Regions from separate parts of the Homo sapiens genome. Here all the other regions are linked to region 2. Evidence: chromatin contacts called from ENCODE Hi-C or POLR2A ChIA-PET data. All regions are on one chromosome and are shown on one strand. The core of a region is the stretch at or near the end of the contact, and the rest is flanking DNA. Distances in the headings are between cores, read along the strand shown. Region 1 has its middle 42 kb from the start of EDAR. Region 2 holds the start of SOWAHC (sosondowah ankyrin repeat domain family member C). Region 3 holds the start of RANBP2 (RAN binding protein 2).

The links. A loop is a pair of places that touch in the nucleus more often than their neighbours do. ChIA-PET counts read pairs that join two places held with the same protein, here RNA polymerase II (POLR2A). Pooled maps may share reads with other maps.
Region 1: a map of naive thymus-derived CD4-positive, alpha-beta T cell shows a loop between it and region 2 (5-fold over the local background). The contact joins the enhancer-like site here to the promoter of SOWAHC in region 2. A Hi-C loop is called at or near these places in 1 of 168 maps with a recorded cell type or tissue (naive thymus-derived CD4-positive, alpha-beta T cell) and 7 of 50 pooled maps. POLR2A ChIA-PET finds 5 or more read pairs at or near these places in 3 of 52 experiments (A549, CD4-positive, alpha-beta T cell and WTC11).
Region 3: a loop to region 2 is called in a map of CD4-positive, alpha-beta T cell, with 4 times the contacts of the local background. The contact joins the promoter of RANBP2 here to the promoter of SOWAHC in region 2. A Hi-C loop is called at or near these places in 1 of 168 maps with a recorded cell type or tissue (CD4-positive, alpha-beta T cell) and 8 of 50 pooled maps. POLR2A ChIA-PET finds 5 or more read pairs at or near these places in 1 of 52 experiments (GM10248).

The regions. Positions count from the first base shown.
Region 1 is chr2:109,029,736-109,032,649 of GRCh38, forward strand. It overlaps a transcript of RANBP2 not described here. Among named protein-coding and RNA genes, the nearest start is that of EDAR, 42 kb to the left of the region's middle. Within about 2 kb of position 1,321, at least 9 of the 41 ENCODE cell types and tissues checked have a DNase peak (open chromatin) inside an H3K27ac peak, as active enhancers do; they include CD4-positive, alpha-beta T cell, where a contact is called at or near this core.
Region 2 is chr2:109,612,844-109,615,839 of GRCh38, forward strand. It overlaps SOWAHC (sosondowah ankyrin repeat domain family member C), which reads left to right and starts at 1,521. Exons shown (of 1, transcript NM_023016.4): 1 at 1,521-2,996. The coding sequence starts at 1,647. SEPTIN10 (septin 10) reads right to left here and starts at 1,123. Exons shown (of 11, transcript NM_144710.5): 1 at 955-1,123. The coding sequence starts at 984. It also overlaps a transcript of RANBP2 not described here. RefSeq lists an enhancer at 13-922 and silencers at 775-864, 895-1,144, 1,405-1,574.
Region 3 is chr2:108,717,882-108,720,755 of GRCh38, forward strand. It overlaps RANBP2 (RAN binding protein 2), which reads left to right and starts at 1,601. Exons shown (of 29, transcript NM_006267.5): 1 at 1,601-1,797. The coding sequence starts at 1,726. RefSeq lists enhancers at 544-1,474, 1,475-2,404, 1,498-1,687, 1,768-1,827.

The DNA of each region.
Region 1 (2,914 bases), core at 71-2,570, 580 kb before region 2:
GCCCCCCGGCAGCCATCATCCAGCCTTTCATCTCTATCCTTGTCTCCAGCCTTGCCAGCAACTTAAGCCTAATCATTGCACAATGAAAGGCTGTTTCTCTCAAATGGATGCAGACATCCTTAGCCTTCAGGGGCAGCCTCTTATTTTGCTCACAGATAAGGCTGTTTATTTTAAAGAAATACTATACTAATAACCCTCTTGACTTGACAAGGATCCTGGTTGCTATCTCTGTATTGATGGATTGATTGATTCATTCATTCAGTAAGCATTTACTGAGTGCCAGTTCGAGTGTGTGGGTGAGTCTTAGATTTACTGCCTCCTTGACATCATTCTTTAGAAAGAATTCTTTGACTCTAACTTTTGTTTGCTACCTCAGAATGTTCTGCCTATGCAAAGAACAGTTTCAAATCAACCTGGATTCGAGAGCTCATGAAACTGATCCTCAGCCTTCATTTTCAGCCTTTTCCTCAATCCTCCCCTGCACAGCCAGCTGGCTCAGCACTCTCCCCAGCAGGCCATGCGCTCAAGTGCTTTACCTTCAACATTTTCCCACTGAAGACCCAGCCTTCTCCTCTAGCCAAATTATGGTATGCTACGTAAAATTCCTTAGAATTCTATTTTAAGTGAATTTCACGTAAGTAAAGCCCATTGTTAATGTCATTGGAAAGGTTATTTTTAAATGAAGAGGTGTGCCATACCCTGCCAAATGTGATAATGTGTATAGTAGCACCTAGCACAGTGCCTGGTGCATTCTGGATAGACAGTAAATATGACCTGAATGAATGAAAGAATGGGCCTCACTGTCTGATGGGATGAGGCTCCCTGAGAAGGAGTGGGGAGTGGTGGCCTCTTTGAGGATGACCAGCAGGCTGTTAAGCAGAAGGCTCCTTCTAGAATTGTACTTTCCTGAGTACCTAGGACCAGCTTGGGGCCCCTCAGGCATCTGAATTTTTGGACCACTTTGGTTTATATAACCCACTTCTTATCCAGGTTCTGTCTCTTGACAGTTTTTGTTGTTGTTGTTGTTGTTTGTTTGTTTTCTAGGTCTCACTATGTTGCCCAGGCTGGTCTTGAACTCCTGGGCTCAAGCAGTCCTTCTGCCTCGGCCTCCAGAGTAGCTGGGACCACAGGTGCACCACACCCGACTTTGGCAGTTTTTTAACATCTCCCAAGTCTTTATTTTCTTGGTAAAATGGTTTAATAATTGGTATATATACTCATAACTAGTACACAGACTAACACAGTGTGCATGTATACCACCATCAGTGTCATCTGCACCTTTTGTCTCACTGACTCATGGTAAGACACGGAGCGCTCCACGAGGGGACGCCATGTGTGGAGATGCTGGAGTCTAAGGGTATTGTGATTGGGCAATGGTAAGAACTCCGGGTCCCTAAGTCCATTCCTGCTGCTACAACAAAACACCTTAGAGAGTAATTTATAAATAGCCATTTCCTTTTCACCGTGCTGGAGGCTGGAAGTCCACCATCAAGGTGTCAGCAGTGAGGGGGGCCTGTTCCTCACAGATGGGGGCTTCTTGATGGGTGCTGGCTGACTCAGCACAGATGGGGGCTCTGATGTGGCAGGGGTGGGGTAGAGACGGGAACGCTCTGCAGAAGGAGCGGAAGGGAGGAAACAGCTTCCTCCAGCCTTCTTATAAGGTTATCAGCCCCGTTCCCCTTACGACGGAATCACTTCCCTGGAGGCCCCCTCTTACTACTGTTGCACCGGGGACTGGGCTTCAATCAGTAGCAGCAGGGGATGCGCGCTCAGACCCAGCAGTCGGCTCTGCCCGCCTCGCCGGGCTGCACCGAGTCCGCGGGTCTCTAGCGCACGGCCTGGCCCCACGTGCGGCGAGGAGGGCGCAGTGAAGTTCTGCTGTGTGCACCCCCTGCAGCTCGGCCGGGAAGCGCCCGCTGGAGGAACGGAGAGCGCCGCTTCAGCGTCGGCCACGTGGGCCGGGCTCTGCCGGTGGCAACCTGGACGCGCTGCGGGCGCCGGCGAGACCTGCGCCAACGCCTACCTCCGGGCCACAGGCGGGATAAAGCTGCCCCACTTTGCCCCCAGCGAAGAGAACCCTCCTTCCTCTAAGTATTTTCTTCAGCAACTAAGCTTTTCTGTTTGCTCAATTTCTTGTCCCGTGAGCGCTACCACCCACCCCCCGCCACCTTCTTCCCCTCCCCCCACATCCGTTCACTCTCTTTGACCTTTTGCCAAAACTCTGAACGCTCGCTGCCCTCCCTCCCATTTCCTCACCGCGTTTCAGGAGCTGTAAGTTCTTGGTGTTCAAACCCCCTACGGTTACGTAAACAGAACTCTGCAGTTATCTTCTTTCCCTTTCTTCGGAGCTTTGTTTTCAAGTTCATTAGAGACTTCCTGTGGGTGTAATTACCGCTCTGCAGTTTTGAGCGCTGCCCACCTTCCCCCTGTTTTGTTAAAAATGTCATAGATCTTTGGAGATTTCTTTCACTTCTAAAGTTATTACCTGTCTGCCTGCACATCAATCTTGTTGATTTTATTTCAGGGCATTTTCCGGAGTGAACTTCTGCATAGCGATTTTTTTTGTCCCTCCCCACCCCCTCTTTGTTTTGCAGGAAGGTGAAATAAGACAGAAGAAAAGGGTTAGAACTTTAGAACTCCAGGACCCAACCTCAGTCCTTTCAAGCACCGTCTGCAAACAGATGCTGTGCTAGACTCAGCACCCTGTCTGGTGAAACTGCTCCTTGGGGTGACATCGGTCGAATGTGTGAGAGGCTTCAGCGGATGCCCTGACTTTTACACCATGGAAGGGCTTTCTCCTCACTCTCCATTCTTCATCCCACTCCATCCATGCGCTTTCTCCCCTCCCCATGGGGTGGGGTGGGGGAGTCTTTCCTCCAGCTGAGAGCAGAGGCCTTGGCCAACTAGATGTGTC
Region 2 (2,996 bases), core at 271-2,770:
GTTCTATAAAACAAACCAACGGTGTCACTTTGGACGGATCCTCTAATCTCTCAGCCTGCAATCTGAACTGTTTCTACAATTTAAACTTCTCATGTAGGAGGTTGCTTAGTAGAGTGGTTCTCAAACTTTTTGGTCTCCAGCCTCCAAAGAGCTTTTGTTTACACAGATGAAAACCACCAATGTTTACTATCAAAAATTAAAAGGGAGAATTTGTTTTTAAGAATACACAGGCATCGGGCCTCCAAACGGCGGTGAGATCACTCCATACCATGTAGCCTTTGGAAAACTCGATGTACACGACCTTGGTACTATTAACGAAAATAGTTGTAACCACACTTGGAAAACCGCTGGCTTACTAACAAGCGAGATAAATCTACAAAAGTAACTGGAAAGGTTCAAAACAGTGAACAAACGCGTTCTTTTAGAGTACAAAAGAGTCAAGGCGGGAAAAAAACGGTTTAAAATCCCAATGGAGGAAAACTTGGACGACCACACCATCGGATAAAACGGGAGAGCTTTTGAAAAGCCAGGGGAGCCGGGCTTTCTCCCGGCGGCAGGGAGGCTCGGAAGTGCTCACGGCTGCAAAAGATGACCGCTATTCAATCAGTCCGCACTGCGCCTTCAACTCCGTTATAGCCGTAAGAGACCCACAAACACCGCTGTGGATGTAACTTTTGGCAAAGACCGGGAAGTCGTTCAAGAACTCTCCCACCGTCCCGACGCTGGCGCCGCGCCCCGCGAACCGGGGTCCGGCCGCGCCCAGGCTCCGCAGAGGCTCCTCTCCCGCCCCAGGCGCCCGGCCGCCGCGGAAGCCGGGGAGCACTGGGCGGGCGGGGCCGGAGGGGGCGCGGGTCACAATCCCGGGCCGGACCAGGGGGCCGGTGGGTCGAGGGCGGGAAGTCCCGCGGGGGCCGGGGAGCGCGGGGCTGGGGCCCCGGCGTCGGCGGGACTCACCAGGTGCCGCGCCACCTCGGAGGAGGCCATGGTCGCGGGCAGGGGCACGGTGAAGCGGCTGTATCAGCCCGGCCCCGAGCGGCTGGTCCCGGCGACGGCGGCGGGAAGGCCGGAGGGCAGAAGCAACGGGCGGGGCGCGAGGCTAGGCTGCCTCCGCGACGGGGAAGGGACAGGGGCGGGGCCGAGCTGGAGGCCTCCGGGGGCGGGGTTGGGGCGGACGCCCTGTGGTGCGCGCTGAGCGTTTTGCCTGCGCCAAGCGAGCCCCTCACAGGAGCTACCCTCGACGCCTGAGGACTGAGCGTCAGCGTTGGGGCGGGCTGAAGGAGAGCTGGGACTCCAGGAAGACGGCGCGAGGAATGCAGGCGGGAACTGCGGAGCAGTGATTGCGGCCCTCGCGAGGCCGGAAGTGGGCGGGCCTTGAGGCGAGGCCGCCCTAGGTAGGTGTGGCCGAGACAGCGGGGAGCGGAAGTGGGCGTGGCCTGGTGGCGTGGGCGCGGGGCGGGGGTGCGGGGGGCGTGTCCGCCCGGGCGCGGCCCAGTGAGGCGGTGGCCGAGTCCTCTGGCCTCAGACGCGTAGGCTGGCAGCCCGCTGAGCCCGCCAGACTCCGCCGCCGTCGGGAGCCGGCCGCTGGGAGCCCGTCGCTATGGGACCGCGCTGAGCCGCCCGCTGGCGGGGGAGCAGCGCGGTCGAGGATGGAGGGGCCGGCAGAGTGGGGCCCCGAGGCGGCGCTGGGCCCCGAGGCGGTGCTGCGCTTCCTGGCGGAGCGCGGGGGCCGGGCCCTGCACGCCGAGCTGGTGCAGCACTTCAGGGGCGCCCTAGGCGGCGAACCGGAGCAGCGCGCCCGCGCCCGCGCGCACTTCAAGGAGCTGGTGAACGCCGTGGCCACTGTGCGCGTCGATCCCGCCGACGGCGCCAAGTACGTGCACCTCAAGAAGAGGTTCTGTGAAGGGCCGTCCGAGCCCTCCGGGGACCCGCCGCGAATCCAGGTGACCGCCGAGCCCGAGGCCCCCGACGGCCCTGCCGGGCCCGAGGCGCGCGATCGGCTCCCCGACGCGGCGGCCCCGGAGTCGCTCCCTGGACAGGGCCGCGAGCTGGGCGAGGGAGAGCCCCCCGCCCCCGCGCACTGGCCGCCCCTGAGCGCCGGGGCTCGCAGGAAGAACTCGCGGCGCGACGTGCAGCCCCTACCGCGGACTCCAGCCCCGGGGCCCAGCGAGGACCTGGAGCTCCCGCCACATGGCTGCGAGGAGGCGGACAGGGGCAGCTCCCTTGTGGGGGCTACCGCACAGAGGCCGGCCCGCCAGAACCTCCGTGACCTGGTGATGGGCAGCTCCCCGCAGCTGAAGAGGAGCGTGTGTCCCGGGGGCAGCAGCCCGGGCAGCTCCTCCGGGGGAGGACGCGGCAGAGGCGGGGGCGACTCAGACAGCGCATCGGTGGCCTCGTCGTCCGCGGAGGAGGAGAGCAGCGGCGGAGGCTCCGTGACGCTGGACCCCCTGGAGCACGCGTGGATGCTCTCTGCCTCCGATGGCAAGTGGGACAGCCTGGAGGGCTTGCTCACCTGCGAGCCCGGCCTGCTGGTCAAGCGGGACTTCATTACCGGCTTCACTTGCCTGCACTGGGCCGCCAAGCACGGCAGGCAGGAGCTTCTGGCCATGCTAGTCAACTTCGCCAACAAACACCAGCTGCCGGTGAACATCGACGCCAGGACGAGCGGGGGTTACACCGCCCTGCACTTGGCAGCCATGCACGGCCACGTGGAGGTGGTGAAGCTGCTGGTGGGGGCCTACGACGCCGATGTGGACATCAGGGACTACAGTGGGAAAAAGGCCTCCCAGTACCTGAGTCGGAGCATCGCCGAGGAGATCAAGAACCTGGTGGGAGCCCTGGACGAGGGTGACGGGGAAAGCGCCGCGGGTAGCGGCGGCGGGCGCTGGAGGCTTTCAAAGGTGCTTCCCTCGCATCTCATCACCTACAAACTCTCACACGCCCTAGAAGATGGAGGGGACCATCACCACCATCACCACTCGGCTGAGGGGTGGGTCGGA
Region 3 (2,874 bases), core at 351-2,850, 890 kb before region 2:
TTTTGAAGATTTGGAAAATACAGACGGCTCAAAATCTTTACATTATTACTGTTAAATTTTGGTATGTTCTGTTATTCTGCTAGTGAAATATATATAGATTTGGGGGGGCTATTCCTTTTCCTTTTTTTTTTTTTTTTTGAGACAAGGGTCTCACTCTGGTGCCCAGGATGGAATGCAGTGGCGCTATCACAGTTCATTGTAACCTGGAACTCCTGGACTCGAGGGATCCTCCCGCCTCGACCTCCCAAAGTGCTGGGGCTACCAGCTTAAGCCACTGTGCCAGGCGAATGGCTATTCCTATATACACAGTTGACCCTTGAATAACATGGGTTTGAACTGCCTGGGCCCGCTTATAAGCCGACAGAAAATACAGTATTGGAGGGGCCTGCATATAGAGAGGTCTGACTTTTCCTCTAAGTGTTCCACCCGCAGGACTGACTGCGGGATTTGAGAATGCGCGGACTTCTTCTTCTTCTTTTTTTTTTTAGGAAGTCTTACTCTCGCCCAGGCTTGAGTGCAGTGGCGCGATCTCAGCTCACTGTAACCCTCGCCTCTCAGTTTCAAGCGATTCTCGTGCCTCAGCCTCCCGAGTAGCTGGGATTATAGGGGCCCACCTCCACGCCCAGGTAATTTTTTGTATTTTTAGTAGAGATGGGCTTTCGCCATGTTGGCCAGGCTGGTTTCGAACTCCTGACCTCAGGTGATCCGCCCGCCTCGGCCTCCCAAAGTGCTGGGATTACAGGCGTGAACCACAGCGCCCGGCGGAATGCGTGGATTTTGGCATAAGACGGTGGTTCTGGAACCAATCCCCCGCCGAGATGACTGTTTAAAAAATTGTAATTGTCCAAAACTTAATATTTGTGGTCTTTTTCATTATGCAGTTCTAAATCTCCCTTTTTTTTTTTTTTTAAATTCAGACGGAGTCTCCCTCTGTCGCCCAGACGGCGCAATCTCGGCTCACTGCAACCTCCGCCTCCCGGGTTCAAGCGATTCTCCTGCCTTAGCCTCCGGAGTAGCTGGGACTACAGGCGTCCGACACCACGGCCGGCTAATTTTTTGTATTTTTGGTAGAGATGGGGTTTCCCTGTGCTAGCCAGGATGGTCTCGATTTCCTGACCTCATGATCCGCCCGCCGTGGCCTCTCAAAGTGCTGGGATTACAGGCGTGAGCCACCACGCCTGGCCCTCATTTAATAAGATATGAATTTAAAAATGTATGCTTTAGTATTCACACATGTCCGATGCAACGTATTTAACCAGTCATCTCCAGAAACTTTGTTCCAATTTACACGTTCACCAAATTGGCCTGAGTGCTTTTTTTCTTCCAATGCATTGCGCACTTATAATTTAGAACAAGTGACCAAAACGCTTAAGAGCCCATCACGCAAATTGTTATCTGCTGGAAATCTACGCCCTAGGCTGTGGACACTGGCGGCCGAAATCTGATCCCGGCTTGCCAAGACACCCTCAGAGCACGCGGCGCTGCCAAGAGCCTGGCCGAGTGCAGCTCGAGCGCCGACGTCGCCAACGTGGCGCACACTGCTGACGCAGTACGCAAGTTCGTCACAGTGGTCCTCCGCCGGCTGCGCCGCAAGTTCGTCACAGTGGTCCTCCGCCGGCTACGGCGCTGCGTCACTGGTTTGCAGGCGCTTTCCTCTTGGAAGTGGCGACTGCTGCGGGCCTGAGCGCTGGTCTCACGCGCCTCGGGAGCCAGGTTGGCGGCGCGATGAGGCGCAGCAAGGCTGACGTGGAGCGGTACATCGCCTCGGTGCAGGGCTCCACCCCGTCGCCTCGACAGGTGAGTGGGTCTCGAAGAGACCGACGGCCTCGACCTGGCCGGGCGGCGGCCTCGCGCTGCTCAGGCGTCATGGCTCCCGACGGGCGCTGCTCCCTGGCGCGCTCTGTTGAGGCGCCGGCCGGCTGGCGCAGTCCTGTGGGCGGCGTGGCGCTTGCAAGCGCATGAAGAGTCCTGGGGGGACAGCGGTGGGCGGGAGACCTTTGGCGCCGGCGCTTCCTCTTTCTCCCGGCTTGTTCCCGACGCTTGTTCCCGACGGTGCTCGCTCCTGGGGCCGCCCTGGCCCGGGCTTTCTGGCCGATCGCGCACCCCGTAGTACCCGCGCGGCCTAGTTCTCGGGGGCTTGGGCACCCGGGTGCTGTATCGGCGGGTTTCTTCCCATCTCCTGGACATATACTTTATATGCTGCGGCGGAGGTCGTACCTCCTTGGCCTGGAGGAACCCAGTGGGGACTGACGCAGCTCCGGGTGAGCTTTGGCGGCTGCGTCGAGTGACAAGGTAGGCATCTCAGCGCGGACATTTGCAATGGCCCGACGGCGCAAATGACACTGAAAGTCCCCTTGTTTTGAGTATGAGGTGTTTGTCGCTGTCCCTTTGTAAGGGTCCAGCTCCACTCCGCTCCTCATACTCACCTCCCTCGCCCCCCTCCCCGCCCGGAACACTTTGGTAGCTGCCTTTGCTTAAAAAAAAAAAATTCTAAAGTTCTTACAAATCGTTAGTATGGCTTGCAATTTTTAACCTTTTCCACAAATGTTTTAAGGGTATTTTTCCTCTTTACATGTAAATAATGTGATCTATTTTGGATTCAATAAGACTTTAGTAATTGGATCTAAAGAGTGACGGAAGAAGCTATTAAAGGTGGATGTGCGCAGAATCTTGAGTCAGTTTGCTTTGGCTTGAATAATCACAGCACTGTCGTTTATAAGCTGGGTATTTGGGGCCAGTTACACTTTTCATCCATAGATGGAGTTGTAACATTAATAGAATTTGATAGGATGATCCATTTTAAACATTTAGGGTATTGCTTGACACATAGCACTAAATGTTAGCTACAAGTCACTTTTTATTGTTGATGTTAAA